Linked DNA regions of Mus musculus: regions 1 and 2 are each linked to region 3. Evidence: chromatin loops called from intact Hi-C (ENCODE). Cell type or tissue: heart. All regions are shown on one strand. Links, peaks and the distances in the headings refer to the core of each region. The heading gives the core; the rest is flanking DNA. Region 1 holds the start of Xirp1 (xin actin-binding repeat containing 1). Region 2 overlaps Wdr48 (WD repeat domain 48). Region 3 overlaps Gm33858 (a long non-coding RNA gene).

Evidence for each region. Peaks named below come from ENCODE experiments on the same cell type or tissue, not always from the same donor. Only the 100,000 strongest peaks of a DNase experiment are listed, where the experiment ranks them.
Region 1: it touches region 3 in a loop (8-fold over the local background); 32 of 42 quality-filtered maps call a loop at or near these places.
Region 2: it touches region 3 in a loop (10-fold over the local background); 4 of 42 quality-filtered maps call a loop at or near these places.

What each region holds. Positions count from the first base shown.
Region 1 is chr9:120,015,681-120,023,987 of GRCm38, reverse strand. It overlaps Xirp1 (xin actin-binding repeat containing 1), which reads left to right and starts at 390. Exons shown (of 3, transcript NM_011724.3): 1 at 390-554; 2 at 4,169-7,562; 3 at 7,954-8,307. The coding sequence starts at 4,173. The coding sequence ends at 7,962. In heart, for the core only: a CTCF peak has its summit at 3,557 (motif pointing left); DNase peaks (open chromatin) are centred at 2,567, 2,687 and 3,417; H3K4me3 peaks cover 2,647 bases; H3K27ac peaks cover 2,544 bases.
Region 2 is chr9:119,909,850-119,918,156 of GRCm38, reverse strand. Wdr48 (WD repeat domain 48) reads right to left here. Exons shown (of 19, transcript NM_026236.3): 9 at 7,059-7,133; 10 at 5,688-5,790; 11 at 4,432-4,529; 12 at 1,324-1,431; 13 at 950-1,046. Among named protein-coding and RNA genes, the nearest start is that of Gm2449, 19 kb to the right of the region's middle. In heart, for the core only: a CTCF peak has its summit at 4,544 (motif pointing left); no DNase peak of the experiment used is centred there.
Region 3 is chr9:120,068,720-120,077,026 of GRCm38, reverse strand. It overlaps Gm33858 (a long non-coding RNA gene), which reads right to left. Exons shown (of 3, transcript XR_003948274.1): 2 at 7,138-8,307; 3 at 5,976-6,921. Among named protein-coding and RNA genes, the nearest start is that of Cx3cr1, 4.6 kb to the right of the region's middle. In heart, for the core only: no CTCF peak of the experiment used is centred there; a DNase peak (open chromatin) is centred at 3,666.

The DNA of each region.
Region 1 (8,307 bases), core at 1,036-6,035, 53 kb after region 3:
CTGGTAGTGAGAAGCCTGGTCCTGCACTCAGGGAGATGCTGGGCTTTGGGCTCGGTGGACCATGTGTGGTAACAATAGCTCAGCATAGAGAGAGAGGGCCTGCGGGATGAGAGGACAGGGTCACCCACACGTCAAGTGTCCCCCTATTCATCTCCTCAAAATAACCTAGATGTCTCCATCCAGGACTGAGTCACCCACCCCAGTCCTCCGGGCAGACTTGGGTTGAATGGGACTCCTCCTCCACCCTAGCCCTCCCTAGCCCAGAGGAATTGTAACTGATTCCCCAGGATGGAAAAGTGACTTCCACGAGCCCTAAAAATAACCGGACCACTTAATACTCCGAACATAGCCTCTCCCCCGCCCCCACCCTCACCCACCCCTAGCCGGCCAGATAAAGGCAGCTGCCTGGTTGGCAGAGAACGGAGACCTAGAGCCAAGGTAGAGAGAGGCAGGGGACCCAGGAACAGAACAGAACTGACAACAAAGAATCCCGGCAGAGCGACAGACCCCAAGGCTAGACACCCAAAAGCACCCAGACACCAGCCAGACCCTTGGTGAGTACCCTCCCCTCTTGTGTTATAGGCTAGGCTACCGCTCTACTCCGTGGCCCTCTGGACCTTGCAGCGTGGGTGTCAGGAGGGAGTCTAGCGGTAGCGGGGAAGGTGTGGAGAGGATGTGGTACAGGTGTACAGGCCCTCAGCGAGGAAAGCCACCAGGACTTATCTCTAGAAGGTAGCAAGTGTTTGTATGTGGTCAGAAGTTGCTGTGGCTACCTCAGGCGGGCCCAAGAAACAGATTCATTCTGATCTAGTATCATCGAGAGGTAGTTTCACTTGGTAGCCGGGAGCTTTGTGTTGTTTTTAATTTTTAAATTACAGTTTTGTTTATTTTGTGTGCATGTGAGTGGGTCCATGTGTCGTGGTGAAAGTGTAGGGGTCAGAGTACATTGTTTCTCTTTGACCATGTGTATGACACATGATAAAAACAGGACTGGAAATAACAGGTCCTCAGAAATAACAGGACGTACCTGTACCACTGGCCCATCATTCTGGCCTGGAGTTCTGATTGTTTTCTGTTTTGTTTGAGACAGGATTTCTCAGTGTAGCCCTGGCTGTCCTGGAACTCGATTCGTAGACCAGGCTGGCCTCGAACTCAGAGATCCACCTGCCTCTGCCTCCAGAGTGCTGGGATTAAAGGTGTACGCCATCACCGCCAAGCAGAAGTTTTGATTTTTCAGATGCAGCTATGAGCCCGGGACATAGCTCAGCTGGTTATGTGCTTGCATAGCATGCACAAAGCCCTGGGTCCACCAAATAAAACCAGAAAAGATGCTGCATGTTTGTAATCTGTGTCAGGAGGGTCTGAGGTCCAAGGTCATCCTCAACTACTCGCTAAGTCCGAGGCCAACCTGAACTGGGTGAGACTCTGTCTGAAAAAGAGATAAAAATGCTGAAGGCCAGAGACCCAGGACAGCCAGAGCCAAACCATGGCCCAGGGCAAGCCCAGTCCCCAGCTATTGCTGGTCACGGTCTTAGCATAACCGGCCCCAGCAAGCAATGTTGTGCCCAGGCTAGCCTGTGAGTAACTTCCCTCCTGAGGCAGCTTTGGTAGAATGACTTTGTCCCATGGGGACATCCTCCAGCTAAGCCTGGGGTGACTCAGGATGGAGAGATCAGATCTGAATGTGCCCAATGGTAGGCATCTAGAGCAGGCTGGTGCCTAAGAGGGTCCGAGGTGGAGGTGGGTGGTCCTGACTTGCTGGCAGTGCTGAGTGACTGTCTCGGCATAGGGGACCTGCTCATGGACAGTTTTTGAAATTACTATACCCTAAACCTGCCCCCCCAAACCTGCCCTCAGAAGTCTCAGGCCAGATGAGAGTGGAGCCGGGAAGCCTGAAAGCCTGCCGCAGCCTTTTCTGAGACCTCAGCTGAGCCTCCATGGGCAGCCCCTGTCCCCTTGCTGGGTTTCTGTATCCCCTAACAACAGGCCATTAGATTCTTTGGCCTCTGTGACCCTAGCAAGGATTCTGGGGATCCCTGGGAGTCTGAGCTGGGGACAGCTGGCAGTCTGTATAGGAAATCTTCCCAGGCCACTCTCATGGTGACTAGATAGAGCAGAAGTGGGGACAGGCATGGGTTTGTGTGTGGTCTCCTACACAGAGCTCAGAGACAAGAGGGACCACCCTGAGGTTTTGCTTGGGGCTCCATAAGGGGATATCAGATCTTGCTTCCTCATATCCTCAGTGGAGAGGCCAGAGAGGGAGTGGGGCAAAAACTCTCCCTTCTCCTCCTTCTGAGGTAGGAGGTCAGGAGGACAAGAGGTCAGGAATATGCTCTGTCCCTTGTCACCAGCGTCCCTGCTTTGCCGCACATCCTCGGATGCCTTTGGGCAATTGGTATCTGCAGGTTGGCCTACAGGGCAAATACCTTGGTACTTCACAGGAAGCAGAAGTCAGTGTCTTCCAGAAGCCCAAAGTATGGAAAGGGCATGGGCACACCAGGTCTCCCTGGCTGAGTTGGAACCTCTTTCTGAGTGCTATGATGTCTGCCGAGGCCTGGACCTCAGCTATATTTAGTGCTAAGTGCAGGGCGGAGCAGTGGATTGGGGTAGCAGGAGGGGGCACATATTTTACATTCTTTTTCTAATGGCCTCTGGGGACTGTCATAACACCTGTCGCAAGACAGATAGGACATATATGAAACAGAGCAGAAGACGGCTGGAGGAGTGTGAGGCCTCTGAGGTGTGTGGAGAGTTAGGGAGAGGCATGCCTTGCTGGAAGCTGGGGCAGGATATAGATTCTGGCTCGAAGTCCTCCCTGCCCTAGAGACTTTCCAAGCTATGCTTGCTGGTACACAACTGGGGAGGGCATTCTGTGAGCCAGGGCAGGCCTCTCATGTCCAGAGCTGCTTAGGCAGAAATGACCTTAATCCCACAACGTTCTATCACACACACATACCCTGGATACATCACCTTCCAATTCTCCTAGAGATGCAGGACTGGAGGGGTTCGGGCTCATGGCAAATAACAAAGCCCAGCACACCCAATCCTACAATTTCCTGGGAGTCAGGCCTTCAGTAAGGTCTAGGGACTGGAAGTCAGCACAGCCTATATATAACTCATTCTGCAAGATCTGACCCGAAACTCAAGCTTCTTATCCTTAATTGCAGAGAGCTGTGGGAAAAAGAAAACTTAGGACTGGCAAGGTGACTCAGCTGGGACAATGCTTGCCTAGAATGCACGAAGCCCGAGTCCAATTCCCAGCATGTGCACTGGTGGCACATTCCAGAAATCTCACACTTGCAAGGTGGAGGCAGGGGGAAGTTCAAGGTCACCCTCAGTTTGAGAACAACCGGGGTTATTTGAAACCCTGTCTATATGTAAAATGAAAACCCTGACCTGGAATTCAAACATTGGCTCTGCCCAAACATGAGCAATTCCCCCTTCTTGGGCCTCTACTTTGCCAGCAAGGACCCAGGGGCCTGGGAAAGGTTGGAGAGAGCCAAGAAGTGGAGGTTAGAGAAAGGTTTCTAGTAAACATGCTAAGCGCGCCCTCTGGTGGTGTACATGGGAATTTCACCACTATAGGAAATGAGTCTTCATTTAATTTAGGTTTTTGCCAAGACAGCAACTCTTCAGCGCCCTCACTACTTGGGAGTCTGCTGAGTATAAATTTTGGTTGTTTGGTTGGTTGGTTTTGGTTTTTGGTTTTTGGAGACAGGGTTTCTCTGTGCAGTCCTGGCTGTCCTGGAACTCACTCTGTAGACCAGGCTGGCCTCGAACTCAGAAATCTGCCTGCCTCTGCCTCCCAAGTACTGGGATTAAAAGCATGCGCCACCACTGCCTGGCAGAATAAATGATTGTGACAGAGGGAGACGTAGGTGATTCATCCAGCTTTCCTACTGGATATTTGGATCCCTCCAGGGGCTGGAAGGAGTCTCCAGGCTAGCTGTGCCCTGCTTGATCCCACTGATCCAGGTGAAACTAGGAAGCAGGGACTCATACTGATGAATGGATGGACTATCATACTCCAGCCCCAGAGTGAGCCCCAGGCTAGAGATCCAGAGATGTGGGAGCCCCTTAGTAGTGGCCACACAGTCCCGAGCCTTTCTCGTGCTAGTTAACCCAGGAACTGCTCCTCACTTAACTCAGGTTCTCCCCTTCTTCCCAGAAGGATGGCTGATGCCCAGATGCAGGTAGCTCCTACACCAACCATCCAAATGAGGACAGAAGAGGACCTGTCCCTCCCTCATCCCTCAGCCCCAGAGGGTCTGCCGCCACCACCCCCCAAAGAAACCTTCTCCAAGTTCCAGCAGCAGCGGCAAGCCAGTGAGCTCCGGCGTCTCTACAAACACATCCACCCTGAGCTTCGGAAGAACCTCGAGGAGGCTGTGGCTGAGGACCTGGCGGAGGTCCTCGGTTCGGAGGAGCCCACTGAGGGCGATGTTCAGTGTATGCGCTGGATCTTTGAGAACTGGCGGCTAGATGCCATTGGCGATCACGAGAGGCCGGCTGCCAGGGAACCTGTGTCAGGTGGCAACGTCCAGGCCACCTCTCGAAAGTTTGAGGAAGGCTCCTTTACCAACAGCTCAGATCAGGAGCCGGAGGGACTCCGGCCATCAGGGGGTGATGTCCAAGCTGCCAGACAGATGTTTGAGACCAAGCCACTGGATGCGCTGAGAGGCCAGGAGGAGGCAACACAGACAACCATGAGGGAACCTGCAGCCACTGGAGATGTACAGGGAACCAGAAAGCTCTTTGAGACTAGGCCCCTGGACCGACTGGGCTCCCGCCCCTCTATCCAGGAGCAGAGTCCTTTAGAGCTGCGCTCAGAGATTCAGGAGCTGAAGGGCGATGTGAAGAAGACGGTGAAGCTGTTTCAGACGGAACCTCTATGCGCCATCCAGGATGCCGAGGGCACCATCCACGAAGTCAAGGCTGCCTGTCGGGAGGAGATTCAAAGCAATGCAGTGAGGTCTGCTCGCTGGCTCTTTGAGACCCGACCTCTGGATGCCTTCAACCAGGACCCCAGCCAGGTGCGGGTGATTCGGGGGATCTCCCTTGAGGAGGGAGCCCTGCCGGATGTCAGTGCAACTCGTTGGATCTTTGAGACGCAGCCTTTGGATGCCATTCGTGAGATCGAGGTGGACGAGAAGGACTTCCAGCCATCTCCGGATCTCATCCCTCCTGGCCCAGATGTTCAGCATCAGCGACATCTGTTTGAAACCTGTTCCCTGGACACTCTGAAGGGTGAAAGAGAAACAGAGGCAGAGGTGCCACCCAAGGAGGAGGTGATTCCTGGCGATGTCCGCTCTACACTCTGGCTATTTGAAACAAAACCCCTGGATGCTTTCAGAGACCAGGTCCAAGTGGGTCACCTGCAACGGGTGGGTCACCAGGAGGGTGAGGGGCTTGTGACAGAGTGTCTACCCAGTAATGGTACTTCGGTGTTGCCTCTGTCTCAGGGTGTCCCCCAGAATGATGGGTTGAAAGGGGATGTGAAAACCTTCAAGAATCTTTTTGAGACCCTTCCCTTAGACAGCATTGGGCAGGGTGAGCCTTCAGCCTATGGGAACATAAACAGAGGACAAAACACTGATTCTGCCGAGCAGTCCCAGGGTTCTGACGCCCCGGTATATGCTATGCAGGACAGCAGGGGACAGCTTCATGCCCTGACTTCTGTCAGCAGAGAGCAGGTAGTTGGAGGTGATGTTCAGGGCTACAAGTGGATGTTTGAGACACAGCCCCTGGACACGCTGGGTAGAAGCCCCAGTACCATCGATGTGGTACGAGGTATCACTCGGCAGGAAGTGGTGGCTGGGGATGTCGGCACCACTCGGTGGCTCTTTGAGACGCAGCCATTGGAGATGATCCACCAACAAGAGCAACAGAAACCAGAGGAGGAAGAGGGGAAGGGTCCAGGAGGCCCCCCCCCTGAGCTCCCCAAAAAGGGTGATGTACAGACTATCCGTTGGCTGTTTGAGACCTACCCTATGAGCGAGTTGGCAGAGAAGCGAGAATCTGAGGTCACAGACCCCGTGAGCAAGGCTGAGACACAGTCCTGCACCTGGATGTTTGGGCCCCAATCTCTGAACCCAGCAGAAGGCTCTGGGGAGCAGCACCTGCAAACCAGCCAGGTTCCGGCTGGAGACAGGCAGACAGACAGACATGTCTTTGAGACTGAATCTCTGCCAGCCTCAAACCAATCCAGTGGGAGAAAGCCTGTAAGGTACTGCAGCCGGGTGGAGATTCCTTCCGGGCAGGTATCTCGGCAGAAAGAGGTTTTCCAGGCCCTGGAGGCGGGCAAGAAGGAGGTCCCGGAGACCACAATCAACCTGGGGTCCATCCCCACAGGCTCTGTGCATAAATTCACCTGGCTCTTTGAAAACTGTCCCATGGGCTCCCTGGCAGCTGAGAGCATCAGAGGGGACAACCTCCAGGAAGAACAGCCAAAAGGCTCTGCAGGCCATGGGACACCAGAGAGGCAGGAGACAGCAGCCGAGAGAACCCTTCGGACTTTGCATGCCACCCCCGGCATCCTGCACCATGGAGGCATCCTCATGGAGGCCCGAGGGCCAGGGGAGCTCTGTCTTGCCAAGTATGTGCTCCCAAGCCCAGGGCAGGGGCGCCCCTACATACGGAAGGAGGAGCTGGTGTGTGGTGAGCTTCCCAGGATCGTCCGTCAAGTGCTGCGCCGGACAGACGTGGACCAGCAGGGACTGCTGGTTCAGGAGGACACAGCTGGGCAGCTCCAGCTCCACCCACTCACGCTGCCAGGGCCTGGTGACCCTGGGAATATTGAAGACATGGACCCTGAGCTCCAGCAGCTGCTGGCCTGTGGCCTGGGAGTCTCTGTGTCAAAGACGGGGCTGGTGATGCAAGAGACAGGACAGGGCCTAGTGGCACTGACTGCCTACTCCCTCCAGCCCCAGCTTACCAGCAGGGCCCCTGAAAGAAGCAGTGTGCAGCTGCTGGCCAGCTGCATAGACAAAGGAGACCTGCACAGCCTTCACAGTTTGCGGTGGGAGCCGCCAACAGACCCAAGTTCTGGACCTGCTACTGAGGAGTCCCAGAGGGTCCCCCAAACTGAGAGCATCATACATGTTACCCCATTAGACTCCACCATGGAGATGGGGCAGCTGAGAATCTCAGGATCCACACCCTGCCCACCTCCATCTCGGGCAGCTGGAAAAGTGGTCCTTCCAAATGGGAAACCTGTAGCCCAAGCTCCATTGCAGGAAGCAAGGAAGAAAACGGATATCAGCCATGCTGGGCAGAAAGGGAAGGCAGCCTCAGGAAGACCAGAAGGAACCATTGCTTCCCCTCTAGGGTCTGGGGCTCCAGATCTCCAGGAAGCCATGCAGAATCTGCGTTTGGCAACCGCTGAGGCCCAAAGCCTGCACCAGCAGGTTCTGAGCAGGCATCCACAGGGCTCTGACCCTGTAGCCACCTCCATGCCTGTCCAAGATGTTCTGCAAGCATCCACTCCTGCCACTGGGGTTACTCAAGGCAGCATCAGGCCTGTGGCTGGAAGTGAAGCCAGGATCCCAGCATTCCCCAGAAAGGTCAGTGGGGACAACAAAGCAGTCCCCAGAGGGCTGCCTAGGGGGTGGGTGACCATACAGGATGGCATCTACGCTGCTCACCCTGTGAGAACCTCTGACCCACATGGGGCTATCCAGCCTTCTGAAAAAGAGCCCCATCTGAGGCACAGCCCACCCCAGGCAGACCAAGGTCAGAGTCCCAGGCCGGGGTATCGTGAGCCTGGGGGTCATACACAAAGGGCTTGGGAACCTCTGGGGAAAGTGATGCCCCAAATCTCGCTTGAGTGCCTCCGGGCAGCAGACACCTCCCTGAAGACTGCCCCTCTAACTCACCACACCCTGACATCTAAACCAGCAGGTGCCAGCCTGCACTCCCATAATGCCTCTGTTCCTCCCCCTCCTACTCTCCCAGCTGCTGTGACAGAAGATCCTGACCACCCAACTCAAGGCCACCACCAGGAGGACTCCATCCAGCAGGCCCCGGAGCCCCTGCAGGAACCCCTTCTTCATATTCACAACAGACCTTCTGGCCAGAAAACCCCTGAAGGGTCAGAGACAAAACCCTCCAAAGCGGAATCCACCATGCTTCCAAGAAAGAAACCCCCAGTGCCTCCCAAACCTGCACATCTAAGCCAAATCCACCCACCTCAGAGGCTGCCCAAGCCCTTAGCAGGCTCTGCCAGAGCCTCAGAAGCAGGACAAGACCATAAGCCAGGTGAGCCAGGTATAGCCAACCCAGGGTCAGACAAAGCTCCCACAATAGCAG
Region 2 (8,307 bases), core at 1,906-6,905, 160 kb after region 3:
TACTGTGGGAGTTTGACTAGGATGTCCCCTCGTGCTCCCCCCAGACCCATGTATTTGAATGCCTGGCCAATAGGGAGTGGAACTAGTAGGAGGTGTGGCCTTGTTAGAAGAGTTAGTCATTGTGGAAGTAGGCTTTGACGCTTCCTATGTACAAGGTATACCCAGTGTGACACACACAGTCTCTCCTTGCTGCCTGTGGATCAAGATGTAGAACCCTCCATTCCTCCAGTACCATGTCTGCCTGCATGCTGACATAATAATGGTCTAAACCTCTGATACTATAAGCCAGCCCCAATGAAATGTTTTCCTTTGTAAGAGCTGACATGGTCTCTTCACAGCAATGAAACCTTAACTTCTTGGTGTTTGATCTCAGAACTGAAGCTGCAGAGGAAACGCTCTCCTGCTGTTCAGCAGTCAGGCTTCTTTATCCTTCTTGTGCAGACAGGGGTTTTACATTGTAGCTAAGGCTGTCCTGAACTCATGGCAGTTACCCAACCTAAGCCTCCTAAGGGCTGGGATTACAGGCATGAGCCACTATGTCTGGCTTAAGCAATTCTTTAAAACAAAATAACAGGATGTTATTCACAGATATACTCCCCTAAAGCCAGCAACCTTGTATTTGTACACATGTTGGATTGTTACACACCAAATTCTTAGAAGAGTGCTTAGTGAGATACAGTGTCAGGATGTGCTTGGGCAGTGGTGATGTACATCTTTAAACCCAGAACTCAGCCCAGCACTCGGGAGGCAGAGGCAGGTGGATTTCGGAGTTCAAGGCCAGCCTGGTCTACAGAGTGAGTTCCTGGACAGCTAGGACTACACAGAGAAACCCTGTCTTGAAGCAAAACAAACAAACAAACAAACAAACAAACGACAGTAAGAGTCATGATGTGGGGAGCACTTCCAAAGATGACCAGCCACCTTCTTTAATTGAAGACACTTAACTCACGTTTTGGGTCTGACCCATCAGGACTGCTAAAGCCAGCATCTTTCGCAGAAACCCAGGCAGCGAAGCAGTCACTCTCATCCAGGGTAATGGTCAGCATCTGTTGGAGGCACAGTGTCAGCAGCTCGCTCTCCCTCCCCTCCTCTCCAGCACCTGACCCTGCAGCATCCGTACACCAGACTAAGGCTAAGCCGTGCCTCCTGGGATTCAGCTACAGCTTGCTTTACTCAAGTGCCAGGCTTAAATGACAGCAGAGTAAGATGGCAAAGCAACTGCACATATCACATTTAAACACAGCGAATTCCTTAAGAATAATCAGGACATGGAGGGGATCTTCAACTATCCAAAATCACATAAATACTGATTGCCTAACTCACCCCTGTTTTTAGGTCTACTGAGAACCAATTTGGAACATACACCATTTTAAATCTTTTCTTAATTTCATCTTCAAAGTCCACTTTGCCCAAATCTTCCACTTTGCATGCCTGCGTAAGAAAGCACAATGGTCAGGATGAAGTAAGGAACCAACTGGCTGAAACTTCATTCTTCCAAATTTCACATTTGCTTAAATAATTCTAAAATATACTTCAAAAATATCATAGCTAACTTCTTTTATTCTAAGGCTTTCACATAACTACCTGCTAGCAAACTATTAAATTAGTGAGGGGAGGGATGGCTCAGTGGTTAAGAGCACTTGTTGCTTCTGCAGAGGAAATGGGTTCAGCTGCAGTGGCCACCAGCCTCATAACCATCCACTTACTCCAGGTTCAGGAATCTGGTGCCCTCTTCTTATCTCCCTGGCACCAGGCACAGGTATGATGCACAGACATATGTGCAGGCAAATGCTCATACACATAAAGAAAAAAAACCGCTTCATCTTTTTAAAACTGAAAACAATCTTTTCTAGGGGATGTGGCTGTAATTTAATTTTTCTAATACTAAGTTTCTAACACTCAGCTAGAAGCACCATCAAGTAAATTTCAAAACAAAAGGGAGAAAAGTAACCAAGAAACATGGTTAGAAGGGCTTGCTTATCGAGCGCTAAGTTTCTTTCGGACAACAGCTGGTTCAGGGACTAACGGAGAGCTTTCCTCTCCTGACCACCTTAATACTTCTATGGCTGGAGGGATGGCTCAGTGGTTAAGAACACTTATTCTTGCAGAAGACCCAAATTTAATTCCCAGTACAATACTATATGGTGGCTCAGAACTATATAATTTCAGTTCCAGGGAATCTAATTACCTCTTCTGACCTATGTAGGTACCTGGTAAACACATGCATGAAGGCAAAACAGGCATACATACACAATTTAAACAATCCTTAAAAAAAAAAAAAGACTTCTGAACACCTCTCATTCTAAAAATGTAGTACTTCCCCAAAACCTTAAACATCTTAAGCATCTTTGGTGCTAGGGTAGTTTCCACTTATAGCTCTTTAGTGCTGAACACCAACACAGTTTCTCCCTAGTGCTCAGTTCAACACTAGCATGGCTTTTAGTACCCCAGTAATCTCCTCACAGGTAAACATGACCTCTCCCGCATCCTATAGCTCCATAATGTCCCAAGGAAAGCATACACCACTGTAACATACCCAAATCACAGGAGACGCCCATTTCCCGAAGCTTATGACATTTACTGCACCACACACATATTCCTTGGTCCTAGCTGGCACCCCCAGACCATTTTCCCCTAACTCTCTGGAAACCCAAGCCCTGCTCCATTCAAATGCAGTCACAGATGGCATATTGCCCCTCAGATCTCCATTGTATCTGTCACCATAAAATCACTGTCTCCAGCCACAATTGGACCATTACTGCTACCTGGAAGTGTGCGTGCATGTGAATACGTAAGCAAGCCTAGACAGAAACTCCCTTTTTTCCTCCTCCCAGAGGGGTTGGGGGGAAAGGTGCCCTCTGGTTATGTTCGGGTCTTCCCTGGGAGACTTACATACTGACAGTCCCCACTCCAATGGATTCCTCTTAGGAATAGTCAAACAGTTTCAAATTCTTCCACCCTAAACACACCTGAGCGCGCGCGCACACACACACACACAGCCCACAGAGTAAAAACAGCCTCTCCTTGGATCTTGCTCCTAACCCTTTCCCAACTACCCCCCCTCTCTACCTAACTCCTGTAATCCAGTGACTTCAAGACAGTTTCTTTCTTCATTGCCGTTAACACTGAACCCACTGGCTCCTGCCTGCAGGGCTCGTGCCAGAGTCCACTCTCATGGCTCTCATTAACTCAGCTCCTTTCTGAAACCCTCACTTGTCCTTGAGCTGTCACTGGCTTCTGGTTTTCTTACCCATCTTTATCACTCACACACTGGTGGCCTCCTCCTAAAATCCTTGACAAGAATGATGGCTCAGTTTACCCTCTTCCTAGTCCTGCTTCTTGGAAATCCTGACAATCCTCAAGACATCATCTGTAATGCCCACGCTGAGGGCTGCTGTGTGTTTATAGCCTGCACAGGTGTCCACCTAGCAAGATAAACTCACATGCACCATTTTCCTGATAGCTGGGCTGTCGTCGTCTGCCTCTATCACTTCAGTCCACAACAGAAGCGCAGGACTCATCCTCACGCCTTCCTCTCCTTCACAGTCTCCGTTGTCTTTCTTTTGTTTCCCACCCATCTCGTTGTAGCAGATTCCTATATGCTGAGCCCTGTGTTGCATGGTTCTGAAATATGTCCTTGACATCACCAGAGAATGGGTTCCCCTCATTTCTGGGTTGAGGCCACAGGTTTCGGTAAGTCCAGCAGGTCATGTGGCTACAGACTAGAACACAGTTCTGCCCTCTCCTTCATGTCCCCAAACTTCCTTGACTTCTTCTTTACCCTGTTAGGCTTATTATACCAGATCATGTGACCTCAGGACTTTCAAGGTTCATATCCAGACATGGGAAGCCGTTTTTTGTAGAGATGACAACCATGACACACATACCCTGGAGCCTCACCAAATAGAACTCTATCCCATTCAGACAGCAGGGTTCTACTGAGTGCAGCTAACAGAGCAAGACCAGGGAACAGGACCACAGGCAGCCCCAGCCTGCTAGTTTAACTAGAGACACAGCATGGCAAGACTCTTGGGTACCGTGGAGACACTCAGTGATGGGGAGGGCGCAGTCTGGGAAGAGTCAAGCAGTTTTGCTGATGGTTAGGGCTTTTCTGGATCCTCCCAGTTACCATGGGACCCTTTTGTAAAAGAAAGGACAGGACAGAATGGCTCTCCTTACACTCAGTGAATGATCCAGCCTAAATGCCCATAGCATAATGATGAGAACCTTCCAAAATAAAGCAGTGTTCGATATGATTTGTAATACAGTGGCCAGGGAAATGGTTTACATGCTTAAAAAGGTTAGCTACTACCATACATACCATCCTATATCCAAAAATATCCACCTCCAAATAAAGTATTACTGTAAATAAATATTATCATGTACAGAGGAGGAAAACTAAGGGAAACAGAGGACACAACAGGCACTCACCTTCAATACATCCCAGTACGCCACATTGTTATTCGTATCTTTGGTTAATATGTGTCGCTTGTCATTTAGGATGTGGCACTGAATAATACTAGCGCCCCCTAAAGGAGGAAAAAAAAAACAACTGGCAAAAGACAAAAAGACTGGGGGGGAGGGTATGGGGGACTTTTGGGATAGCATTGGAAATGTAATTGAGGAAAATATGTAATAAAAAATATTAAAGAAAAAAGAAAAAAGAAAAAAAGACTAGTACTCCTCACTGTCACGGAGTTGGTTCTCCCCTCCCCTTCTCTGTTTACGTGGGTTTTGGGGAGAGGAGCGGAGCTGTGCGGACTGAGCAGCAAGTGCTGAGCCAGCCTGCCAGCCTGGCCTCTACTCCAGCCTTCCCTTCCTCTGCACCTCCTCAACCGTGTCTTATCCGGAGGTGGCTAAGTGCTCCAGATCAATGTGTCAGGCAGGATTCTAGTCCTAAGTGCAAACGTTAAACGCAACTCCACCCCCTTTTAAAGCTGACATCTGGCTTGTGCCCAGACAAGATTAAAGATATTTTACCCTGGCTACTGTGTTGTAGGGTAGAATATGAACAAGAGACTAGTGTCACAATACACAGTTATAAAGGCAGCCCTTTTGTATACCGAATGCAAAAGGTGTCCTGTCCTGTTTGCAGCAAACAGCTGAAGACAGTGCATCAGACACAGGCGGACACACAGAGCACCAAGGTTCTCACTCACTCAGAAAGCAACCCTTAGGTCTGGGAGAACGGACCTCATCGCTATACATGCATGTACTGAAGCACCCCATGCAAGCCCTCATCTGTACCACCAATAGCCATTAATTAAAAAAAAAAAAATCAATCAAAAACTCATTTCTTGTGACTGCTGGTAGGTGGCCTGTGGGCCCCACACTCCTGTGCATATGGACAGCACTGATGGGACCCAGTCGGTTATTTAAAAATCACTCATGAAGGTAGGAGGGGACATGCTGAGGAGGTGTGAAGGGACCAGAAGAGATGACCTGGGAATAGGTATGATGATGACGACGCGCGATACACATGGCAGAAGCAGTCAAAGAATACATCAAACACGTTCTTAAAAACCCTTCTCATCTCTTACCATCATTTTCTTGTGCTAAAAGCAAGCACAGGTTACTGGGCTTTTGTCTATAGCAGCACTGCATTTAAAGAAAGGCCGCCACTTTGAAAGTCATCATGCTCATTAACTGTAACCTCATTAAAGTCTGCTTGCCTGGGGCCTTCTTACCTTTAATAACTTGGTCGGGCTGTGTGCAGAGGGGCGTTATGGGGTTTGTACAATCATTGTCATAATCACCAGAGGCTCGAAAATTATGAATTCCCTTCAGTGTCTAAAGGAACAAAATTAATAATTTCAGCATTTTATGTTCTCCAGGCTTGTCAAGAGTTGAGAATGTTATAGCTGTAGAACTAGTAAATGTTGAGTTATCACAGGTACATGAGACATACCCAATCACAGCAGGAAGCCACTGAGTCAACCAGCAAGAAATCCCCAACAAGTCTTAAGGAGAGAATGTTGAGCTTTCTTAAAAAGAAAAACTTACAACTATCCCCAAACAAACAAAGAGCAAACCCACAAGGCTCTGTGGTACTCTGAATGAGAATGGCTCTCACAGGCTCATATATTTGAATTTTTGAAAGATTAAGAGGTGTCATTTTGTAGGAACAAAAGTGTCACTGAGGGGCACCTTGTGACTTTAAAAGCTTATGCCAGGCCCACACTCTGCCTGCCTGCAACTTCTGGACCAGCTGTGAGCTCTGAGCTACTGCCCCAGCGCCATACCTGTCTGCCACTACATTCCCCACCATGATGGTCATGGACTAATCTCCTGATTAGTACCCAATTCAATGCTTTCTGTTGTAAAGTGCCTTCACGTTTTATCACAGCAACAGAACAGTAACTAAGACAGCCCTAAAGCAAGGCACTATTCCAGTTAAGATTGTAACTGACAGACACAAAGGCACTCACAGAAGTTGTGAAGCTGACCTGCACACAAACCCTCCCTCCCCCTAGCTCCCAGAGTCAGCAACATAAGAAAGCTGAGCTCCTTAAGTAAGGAGCTGGTGCTATGAGGACCTAACTGCCCAATCTATATCTACTGACCCTGCTTTCCACAACTTGGAGAAAGGCAGGAAGTCAGAAGCCAGCCTCCTGTTCTATTACCTTCAGAAAAATGGGTATGTGGACTGTCTGCTTCATTCTTTTTGTGTGTTTAACAGAAACAGTGTCTTGCTATGTAGCTCAGGCTGACCTTGAACATGCAGCACTCCCATCTGTCAGTCTCCCAGGCAGGAGTCCAGCTGGACTGCCTATTCTCAGGTGCAGTATTTTAAGGTCAGAAGCTGTCTGACACTGACTGGTTTAGTCAGGCAGCACTGTTCTAAGTACATCAAGCACATATCCTAGCTGGTAACAAAGAAAAAGCAGCTTCATTTTGCCCACCAATGTCAGGGTTACTCCCACTCTTGGGATTACACCTGCATTCCCATGGGAATGTGGATGGGGCCACAATGAACCTCTGCTGCTGGTACCTGGCATGTCTGAGATAGCAAGCCAACCATGTCTACGGACTTGTCACAAGCACGGTCATGCACTTACCCACTTATTTACTGTGGACTTTGTTGTTGCAACCCAGATTGCAGGAGGGGGATCTGCTGATCTGTCAAGTTCCATCTAAAAACCAAACACAAAAGTCTTCTTTGTCAAGGGCTGATAACTGAGCTGTTGGCCCAGAGGTGAATTATTAGCACGTGAAACATCAAGGTACATCACTCCTTTGTCAACACCTGTACACCACCTGCACCAGGCTTGCAGCAGTAAGCTGTAGACGCACAGGGAAAGCAGTCACCAAAGGAGTCGCGTCTTGCAGAATTGGAGAGGCTGAATGGTAGGTGAGCACCCTCCCACCAGAAAGCTACTTGCAGCTGCTCCTGTGTATGTGCACGTGTGCAGCTGGCTCACAGTTTTAAATGAGGTTAACTGTTGAGACCTAAGCGGGCACAGCCAAAAGGACAAGGACTTTCTGAAACAAAAGCAGCATTCTGCTTCTGCTATTCTAGTTTTTACTCTGTGTGTGTGTCTGTGCACTTTTCTGAGATAGGTTCTTGCTGTGCCTTTGAAGTTAGCCTTTGGTGGCCACCATGCTTAGCTTACATTCTTAATGAGGAAATAAATTTCTTCCTTTTTTTGAGAATGCTTATAGAAAAAAAAATCCTAATACAGTGGATATGAAGTTAGCCCACCCCTGGGGGATAGGCTCCCAGGATCACATCACCACATGCCCTCTGGTCCTTTCAAAATGCTGTACATTGAATGTAAGACATATATTTATGCTCGAATGGAACCACTCTTCTTCTAACATCAGGAGACTGCAGCTAGAGTGGCATTTCTTGACTCTTGGCTACCAGGAATTCTCAGTGATTGTCTTCAACATATAGGTACCCGGGGCTGCCTGCTTTATATTGCCATCCACAGCCAAGAGCTGCCAGCACCTGCAGTGCTCACATGACCAAGTCTCTTCCATGGCTGCTTCCTCTGTGTCCCTGGCAGATGCTTCCCATCTGTCCTGACTCCCCCAGGTCTGCTGGGAGGCAGTGTGTTTGCACTCTGATGCAACTGGCTCTCCTCCTTCAGGAGACCTCCCATTCCTCAGTGCTGAGGCGGAGGCCTTAACACTGACACCTTTTTTTTTTTTTTTTTTTGGCTTTTCGAGACAGGGTTTCTCTGTGTAGCCCTGCTGTCCTGGAACTTACTCTGTAGACCAGGCTGGCCTCGAACTCAGAAATCCACCTGCCTCTGCCTCCTGAATGCTAGGATTAAAGGCGTGCGCTTATCTGTTCACTGACAC
Region 3 (8,307 bases), core at 1,443-6,442:
ACAACAGCACACACACACACACACACCAGTTAATCTTAAAATGCCTTTGCTATCTCAATGACTGTGAACTCGCAAACCTCCCCAGGCATACTTGGATAGCGTGGCCATTGGCCACTCCAACTGAAAACTCAGTGGCTGGTTGGCTTTATCTCCTCCTGCTTCTGCCTCCTTCCTCTTCCCCCACCCTGCATTCTCTCTTCATCCTCCCTCCAGCCCCTAGGTAAGCCCCTCCCACTCCCCAAAACAGGTAGGGAGCAACCAAGGATGCCTCACACTGAGCTCTGACCTCCACATGTGCCCAGTCCTGCATGGCCATGGGCAAGGGACAATGTGACATGTTTCCTGCCCCTGGAGCAGAGCCAGCAGGGCATGGACTTCCATGAATGTTTATGGTTGTAAGGCTTGGTTGTATATTTTACTCTTTTGGGGGAGTGTCTTCTCTACCAAGGTTAATAACTCCATGATAATCAGAGACAGCTTGAATCCAGTGAGGGTGTGTCTAATGTCCTTAGCAAAATGATGAGCCGGGCATGGTGGAGCACTTGGGAGGCAGAGGCAGGCGGATTTCTGAGTTCGAGGCCAGCCTGGTCTACAGAGTGAGTTCCAGGACAGCCAGGGCTACACAGAGAAATCCTGTCTCAAAAAACCAAAAAAAAAAAAAAAAGATGAATGCTGTGTGACCTTCAGGACAGCCCATAAAGCTGTAGGAAAGAACTCTAGTTGAGTTCAAAATATTTATAAACATGATTTCTCAACTATACAAAATATAAGGATGCAATATGAATTACATGAGGGACTTGACTTCACAGACCTAACAAAACAGAGGCAGCATCGATATAGTCAGCTTGTCAGAAAGATCCAGAAAGAGATAAGGAAATTTAGACAGTGGTGATCCCAGGGCAGGACCTCACCCAGCTAAGTTTATTGTCTGTGCTTGCAAAGGCAGGCAGGCCTCTGAATTCATTTGCAACATTAAAAAAATATATATTTATGCTGGCTATTTTTTCCTAAGAGTCAAGGGTCTAAGGACATGGAATGCTGATTCATGGGATGGTCAAGATGGAACCAGGAGTAAATTACTGGATTGATATGTAGATAAAAGACTGGGCCATGGTCTACAAGGAGAAAGCTACTGAGAGAACTGTTTGGAGAACAAACACAACTCTTTAAGAGTTTTTTTTTTTCTAACAAGATTTCTGGCTTTTGTCGGAAAATCCAAGAATTTATTCTAGCAACTTTTCTGACTTTGGTGGGAAAACCCACGAGCTATCCAGAGAGCTTTTAGGATTTTTTTTTCCTAGCAGGAGAGAGCTGTCTCTAGCAGAGAGCTGTCTTGAGCAGACTGCAGAGCCAAGCGCTATCTACAGAGCTGTCTGGGGAGCCATCTCCAGCAGAACACAAGGCTGTCAGCTTGAACCCTGCGATTGACTTCAAGTTGTTTCTTTTGCTGCCCCTAAGCACTCCTTCCTCAGGAGCCCCTCTTCTAGCTAAAGCTGATTCCTAGTACACATATACATGAGAACACACATCAATAGACACACAAGCATTCATGCACAGATATGTACATACACACACTCACACACCACCATATACACACAACTTACACACGCACATACACATACAACTCACACACACATACACACACAACTCACACACACATACACACACAACTCACACACATATACACACATTCATATACACACACAGCACACACACACACAACACACACACACAGACCAGAGTTTGCTGTGCCTACAGAGGCAAGGATTTGTCATCAGCTGCAGAAGAAGAAACGACAGAGGGCTTTGGTGGAGAGAAGAGCACACGGCCATAGTGTTTATCAGACAGACTTGGTAGTGTCCTTAGGAATGTCTGTTGTCTGTGGGGCCTGTTTTGTAATTTACTGAGGCAGCAGGGCAGTGAGGAAACTCGCCATCCCAAGAGGTCCTTCCATCTAAGTTTAACCCAGAGTTCCCACTCCCAAGGTAGGCTGTGGAGACCACAAACTGTGGATGACCAGCTACAGAAAAATACTGATTCAGGAGACTGTTAAGTAGAGAATGGCCTTCCAAAGCCTCCCTCTCTCACAGAGGCAGCAGGACACCTCCAGATACTGCTGATCCTTATTTCTAATGGCCGGCTTTCCTTTACTGGCTGGAGCAATTGGTTCTGAGAAAATGGCCGTGTTGGTTTTAATAGGTGACTTTATTCTGAGTTCCCATGTGGGCATATATATATAGTCTCATAGTGAAAATGTTTCCGTCAACAGCGCACCACGACTTCAATGGTAGTTCCAAGAGATCATATCTCCTAATGACGTGGGTGCTTCTCAGTTTGTGTAAGGGCACCCTGTGATATCTGATAACGACAGAAGTATCTAGTGACATCTTTCTTAGGTGAGTCTCCTCTGTTAAGGAACACATGACTGTATGTCACATGTACCTTTTCTTCATACAGAATAAGAACTGCTGACTGGGAGTGGAAATTGAGAATTATTTTTGGAAATAATTATTGGAAATTGACCTTGTTTTTCTTCAAAACCTCTCCAGCGCTGAGAGACTGAAGTGTGCTCTCAATGTCATGTGACCCAGTTCTGGTGGCAGCACAGGATCCTTAGGCCTGGGAGATAGCCCCTAAAATACTTTCATTTTCCTTCCTTCCTTCCTTCCTTCCTTCCTTCCTTCCTTCCTTCCTTCCTTTCTTCCTTCCTTCCCACCTGTTCTCTCTCTCTCTCTCTCTCTCTCTCTCTCTGTTATTGTTCTTTTGGTTTTGTTTTGGGGTTTTTTTGGTTTTTTTGGTTTTTTGGTTTTTTGGTTTTTTTTTTTTTTGGTTTTTCAAGACAGGGCTTCTCTGTATATCCCTGGCTGTCCTGGAACTCACTCTGTAGACCAGGCTGGCCTCGAACTCAGAAATCCGCCTGCCTCTGCCTCCCAAGTGCTAGGATTAAAGGTGTGTGCCACCACACCCAGCTTTTTGTTTCATTCTTTTGAGACACAGTTTCTCTGTGATTCTGTGTAGCTTTGACTGTCCTGGAACTCACTATGTACACAGGCTAGCCTGGAGCTCAGAGGTCCACCCGTCTCTGCCTCCTAAGTGCTGGGATCACAGGCGGGTGCCACCACCTCCCATCCTAAGTACATTCGTTTCTTGTTTTTAAATTTATTTTTTACACTCCATATTCTATCCCCCACCCCACCCCCATGCACCCTCCGACTGCTCTACATCCCACACCTCCACCCCACCCCACCCCGCTTCCAAGTGGATGTTCCCAACCCCCAAGCCCACCTGACCTAATCTCCCTGGGGCCTCCAGTCTCTTGAGGGTTAGATGCATCATCTCTTACTAAAGTACGTTCTCAAATGCATAAATGGTTGTTCTTTAGGAAGCCATGGGAAATCCTCACTTTGTCAATAGCAAATCTAGAGATGTACATTGGGAATCTGACTGGTCCCAGGTCCTCTGGGCCCTGAGTTCACTTCTGCTCCCTAATGTGTGGCACACCTGAGAATGTGCAGCTCATAAGCTGATGGGTGGAGCCCAGATGACACCCCGGCCCGCAGGTGCACAGGGCAGACTTAGATTGTCTGGTTCTCAGCTCTGGCTCTTTGACCTGCTGCCCAGCCTGTCTCAGCCCAGGCCTCAGGCAGCAGTTCACCTCATTGCCTCAAGAGGGAGCTCCAAGGTTGCCAAGATAGGAAATTGTTGGAAGCGGGTGACTGACCAGGCCAGCCTTTTCCTGTCCCCAGCTGCAGCTGCCCCCTTGGAGAAGCAGTGGTGGCCACTTACTCTGCCTGTGGGCCCTGAGGGCACCTGCTCTGGGCTCTAGAACCTTACAGAAGCCACCTTGTTTCCAAGGCCAGATGTTGCACATGTAAATCTCTGATGTGAGTGGCAGGTAGCCTCAAGTTGTCCCTTTAACTTCCTTCAGCTTCAGTCTCCTCACCTGAAAGGAAAGACTGAAAATTCAAACACAGGTGCCAACCAGGGAGAAAGGAGGAGAGGCAGGGAGGGTGGGGGATGGGATGGGAACCTGAGTAAGATACAAAGATACAACAAAAACTCCAAACCGTTCTTCTGAGTGGGCAAACCGCCATACACGTAACCTCAGCACTTGGGAGGTGGAAACGGGAGGATCAGGAGTCAAGGCCATCCTCAGCTCCATACTGAGCTCCTGGATAACCTGATAAATTAACATCTGACTTTATATCTCAATCTCCAGGGCTACTGTGATAACTGTGACAATCTGGGGCCTTTGTTTTGTTTCTGATGATTTTGGAGCCTGGAAGACCAAGCTCCAAGTGTCAGTGGATTCGTTCTGAGGATTCAATCTGTGGGTTGCAGGCAGCCATGGCTCACTGTGTCCTCTGTGTCCCCGTCCCCCCCCCCCGCCCCCAGGTTGGTCTCAAACTTGGATGAGCTTGGAGTCCTCGTCCTCCACCTCTGAGTGCTGGGATGGTAGTTGTGCCTCGCCTCACTGGCTTGCAGGTGCAGGAGATCAACCCAGAGCAAGCACTGTACTTACCAAGCCACACCCCAAGTCATCATTTTCAGAGGAGACCCTCACATGTGAGTGAAGGCTAAGTGTAGCTTGGGAGAGAGGGTGGACTGTGAGGGGGGCAGGGGGGGCAGCCTTTGGAACACCAGCAGCTCTGTCCTTGGTCTGGTGCCGTTTCCCTGTTCTGGTAAATTCTGACTTCACTACTGCTTCCTAACATAGGGCACAACTGAGAACATAACAGATGCCCAACCTGGACCATTTCCCCTTATTTATCTACGTAAAACTGAGTCTCGGTACATTCGAGTTGCAGGATCCACCTTAGCCTCTGGGTAGTGGGGAGAGGGCACACAGCTGGGTGCTCCCCCATTAGAATTTAAGATGATTTTTTTTTCCTAGTAAACAGAGCTTTCAGAAAAGCAGAGAGAGAAGCCTGTCTGACAGGGTTGGGTGGTAATGGGGATGGGCTGCAGAGAATGCGGAGAGTTCTAAAGGACCCTGGATGTCAGCAAAGCCCAGGGAAGGGGGCAGCTCTACTTGGCTCCCTGACAGTGAAGCATGTTCTCTGCCACCTGGTCCCTCTCCTGGAGCCGTCCCTGCAAAAGTGAAGCCTGGATCCCTAGGCAGACATTGCTCCTTCTTCTGTGAGCCCCCAGCTTTTTAATCTCTTACTTATCCTGCCTGGGTAGAAGGTGTTTTTGCCACTGCTACAACTTACACCAACCTGGCCTCAACTATGTCGGGGTTGTTGCTGCTGTTTCGAGATAAGACCTCCCTCTGTAGCTCAGGCTGGCCTCCTAGTCGCAGCAATCCTCTGGCCTCCAAGTCGCAGCAATCCTCTGGCCTCCAAGTCACAGCCGTCCTCTGGCCTCGGCCTCCCAAGTGCTGGGATCCCAGGGATGAGTCATATCACCCTCCAAGGGGGCAGTGATTAGTGGTGGTGATCAATAATTATTAAATAGTTAAGGGCTGTGGTGGTAGGAATGGAAATGGCTATCCCACAGCTCATGTGTTGGTTAACTGTTTGGAAAGAATTGGTGGGTGTGGCCTTGTTGGAGGGGGTGTGTCACTGGGGATTTAAAAAACCATTCCCAGTGTGTCTCTCTGCTTCCTTCTTTTGGATCAAGATGAGGATTCTCAGCTGTTCCTTCTGCCGTGCCTTTACTCCACCACCATGGGCCCTAACTCTCTGAAGCCATAAGCTCAACATTTCCTTCTTTTATAAGTTGCCTTGGGTTTAGCTGAGTATCACAGCGTGTTGTCCTGGGAGCTTGTCCTGGGGTAACAGAAGAGCTCAGAAGTTCTAGCTTGGAGGGCTGAGGTGAGAACTTAGATCTAGAATAGGCTGGCCACAGAGCAAGAGCCTGTCTCAGAAGCAAGGGAAACCTTAGGCAACATCTGATGGTTTATTTTGGAATAAAAAAGAACTTTTGCTTCCATTTGTTTTGTTTATTTTGGGTTTTTTTTTGGGGGGGGGTTCTTCATTATTTAGAGAATACTTTATTAGTTTTTGTAATCAAACCCACGTAGATAAGACCTTACATATTTAACACAGTGCATTGCCCCTGTACAAATGGGGAAAAAATTAAGTCCAACATTTCTAGACCAATATGGCTGTCCATTTCTGTTCAATGCCAACTCAACACAGTAAACTGGATACTTTTTTCCAAAGTTGACAGCACTTTTGCTTCCATTTGTAATGCACCGTAGTTCAGCCACCTCCAAATGCTACTGCTTAGAAATACTTTAATTGGGAGCTCGGTAGTTAAAAGCACTGGCTGCTCTGGAAGAGGGCCTGGATTTGATTCCCGCCCCACTATGTGACTCACAACCCTAGTCTCAGGGGACCTGGGATGCCCTCTTCTGGCCTCTTTGGGTCCAAGCATGCATGTGGCAGTGGCCATACAGACAAACACTTATATCCATAAAATAACAAAAATAGGTCTCGAAAGAAATAGTTTAATAGGAGGCTGGAAAGATGGCTCAGTGGTTAGGAGTGCTCACTGCCTTCTAGAGGTCAGTGTGGGTCCCAGCACCCACGTCAGATGGCTCACACCCACATATAGCTCCAGAGCCAGGGATCAGTGCTCTATTCTGGACTTCATTTATGCTATATAGACTGTACACACACACACACATGCACACACATACATGCCCACACACACTTGCACACACACATGTGCATACATACATGCCCACACATACATGCACACACACTTGTGCACACATACATGCCCACACACACTTGCACACATACATACCCACACATACATACCCACACACACTTGCACACACATGCACAGATGGATGAGGTACAGTCTGTGGCCTTCAGGTCCATAGAGCAGGCTTGCTGCCTCCTCACCCTGAAATGGGATGTCCTGCAAGCTCAGGCGAGCTCAGTGCCCTCGGTGTGTGCAGCCGTCCATCTGGGAACAAGGATACCAGCGTGAGTTACTGACACTCGTCACAGAGCTCACCTGCTGCGGCATCCATGAGCAGGACAGGCTGGCTTGTCAGCCCACAGCAGGTGAGGCAGGGAGGAAAGGCATGCACAGGCCAGGGGATGTGTGTGCTGGAGAAGAGGAAGCGGATAGAATGCAGTGGGAAGTAAAAAGAAGCCATGGTGCTGAGAACATGCTCACCAGACAGAAGAGAGGAGCCTCCGAGAGTGCTAAGTCTGTGATGCTACGACTCGGGGTCCTCTCTGGCACATGGGTAGATGGCCGGATGGTGAGATGAATAAGATGGATGGGAAGGGAGTGGTGGGCACAGGGTACCCTCAGGCCCCAGCTGAAGGTGGAGTTGTGTGGGAAACAGACACGGATGAGATTGGTTGACAGCAACAGTAGGAGATTCTCAGCCAGATTCCAGACAGGAACACGAGGAAGAGCTTGAATGCCCTGGGGATACAGCTCAGATGGCAAAATGTTAGACTAGCCTGAGTTCCATCCCCAGCCCCTCATAAACGGTGGAGCATCCCAGACTTGGGCAGTGGAGGCAGGAGGATGAAAGGCTCAAGGTCTTTTTAACCCCATAGCTATTTAAAGTCCAGCCCAGGATGTGTGGGACCTATCTCAACAACAAAACAAACAAAAACAAAGCCAGGGGGCTGAAGAAATGGCTCGGTGGCTAAGAGCACACACTGCTCTTGCAGAGGACACAAGTTCGACTCCCAGCACCTATAGTGATGGGCAACTCACGACTGCCACAGGGAGATCTGAGTTCTCTAGCCTCCCTGGGCACATATACATAATTAAAAAGAAAGCTCGAAAACAAAAAGTTTAGCAGAAATGAATAAGGACACGGAGTCGGTGAGCTGGAATAGGATGGGGGTGGTTCTGGGAGGAGAGGGGTAGAGGAGGGATTGTGATCGAAATACATGTGAAGTTCCCAAGGAATTCATACAAATAAAAGCCAAAAAAACAAGAGCTGAAGTGGGGACAGGATCGGGGTGAGGAGCTGAGCCCCAGGGGAAGCTGAGTAGCCCCTGACTTAGCTGCTGGGGCAACGGGAAAGGGCCAATGTCTGCGAGCCTGTGAGGATCTGCTGGCTCTCTGTGAATCTCTCCTGCAGGGAAAGAAGAACAGACAGGGAGGCCAGAAGGAAGGAGAAAGGGAACTAACCGAGGCTTCCTCAAATGTGAACAGCTGGAGAGCAACTGGAGCTTTTAGTTCCTACCTCACTGGACAAAGCAGGCTCCTGAGAACTCCCAAGAGTTGTGATATGGTCAGTGGTCAGCGAACCTGGGCCCAGTGCTGCACAGGGGGTACCAGAGGCTTCCTAAGAACACTGGAAAGCAGAGGGGCCCTCAC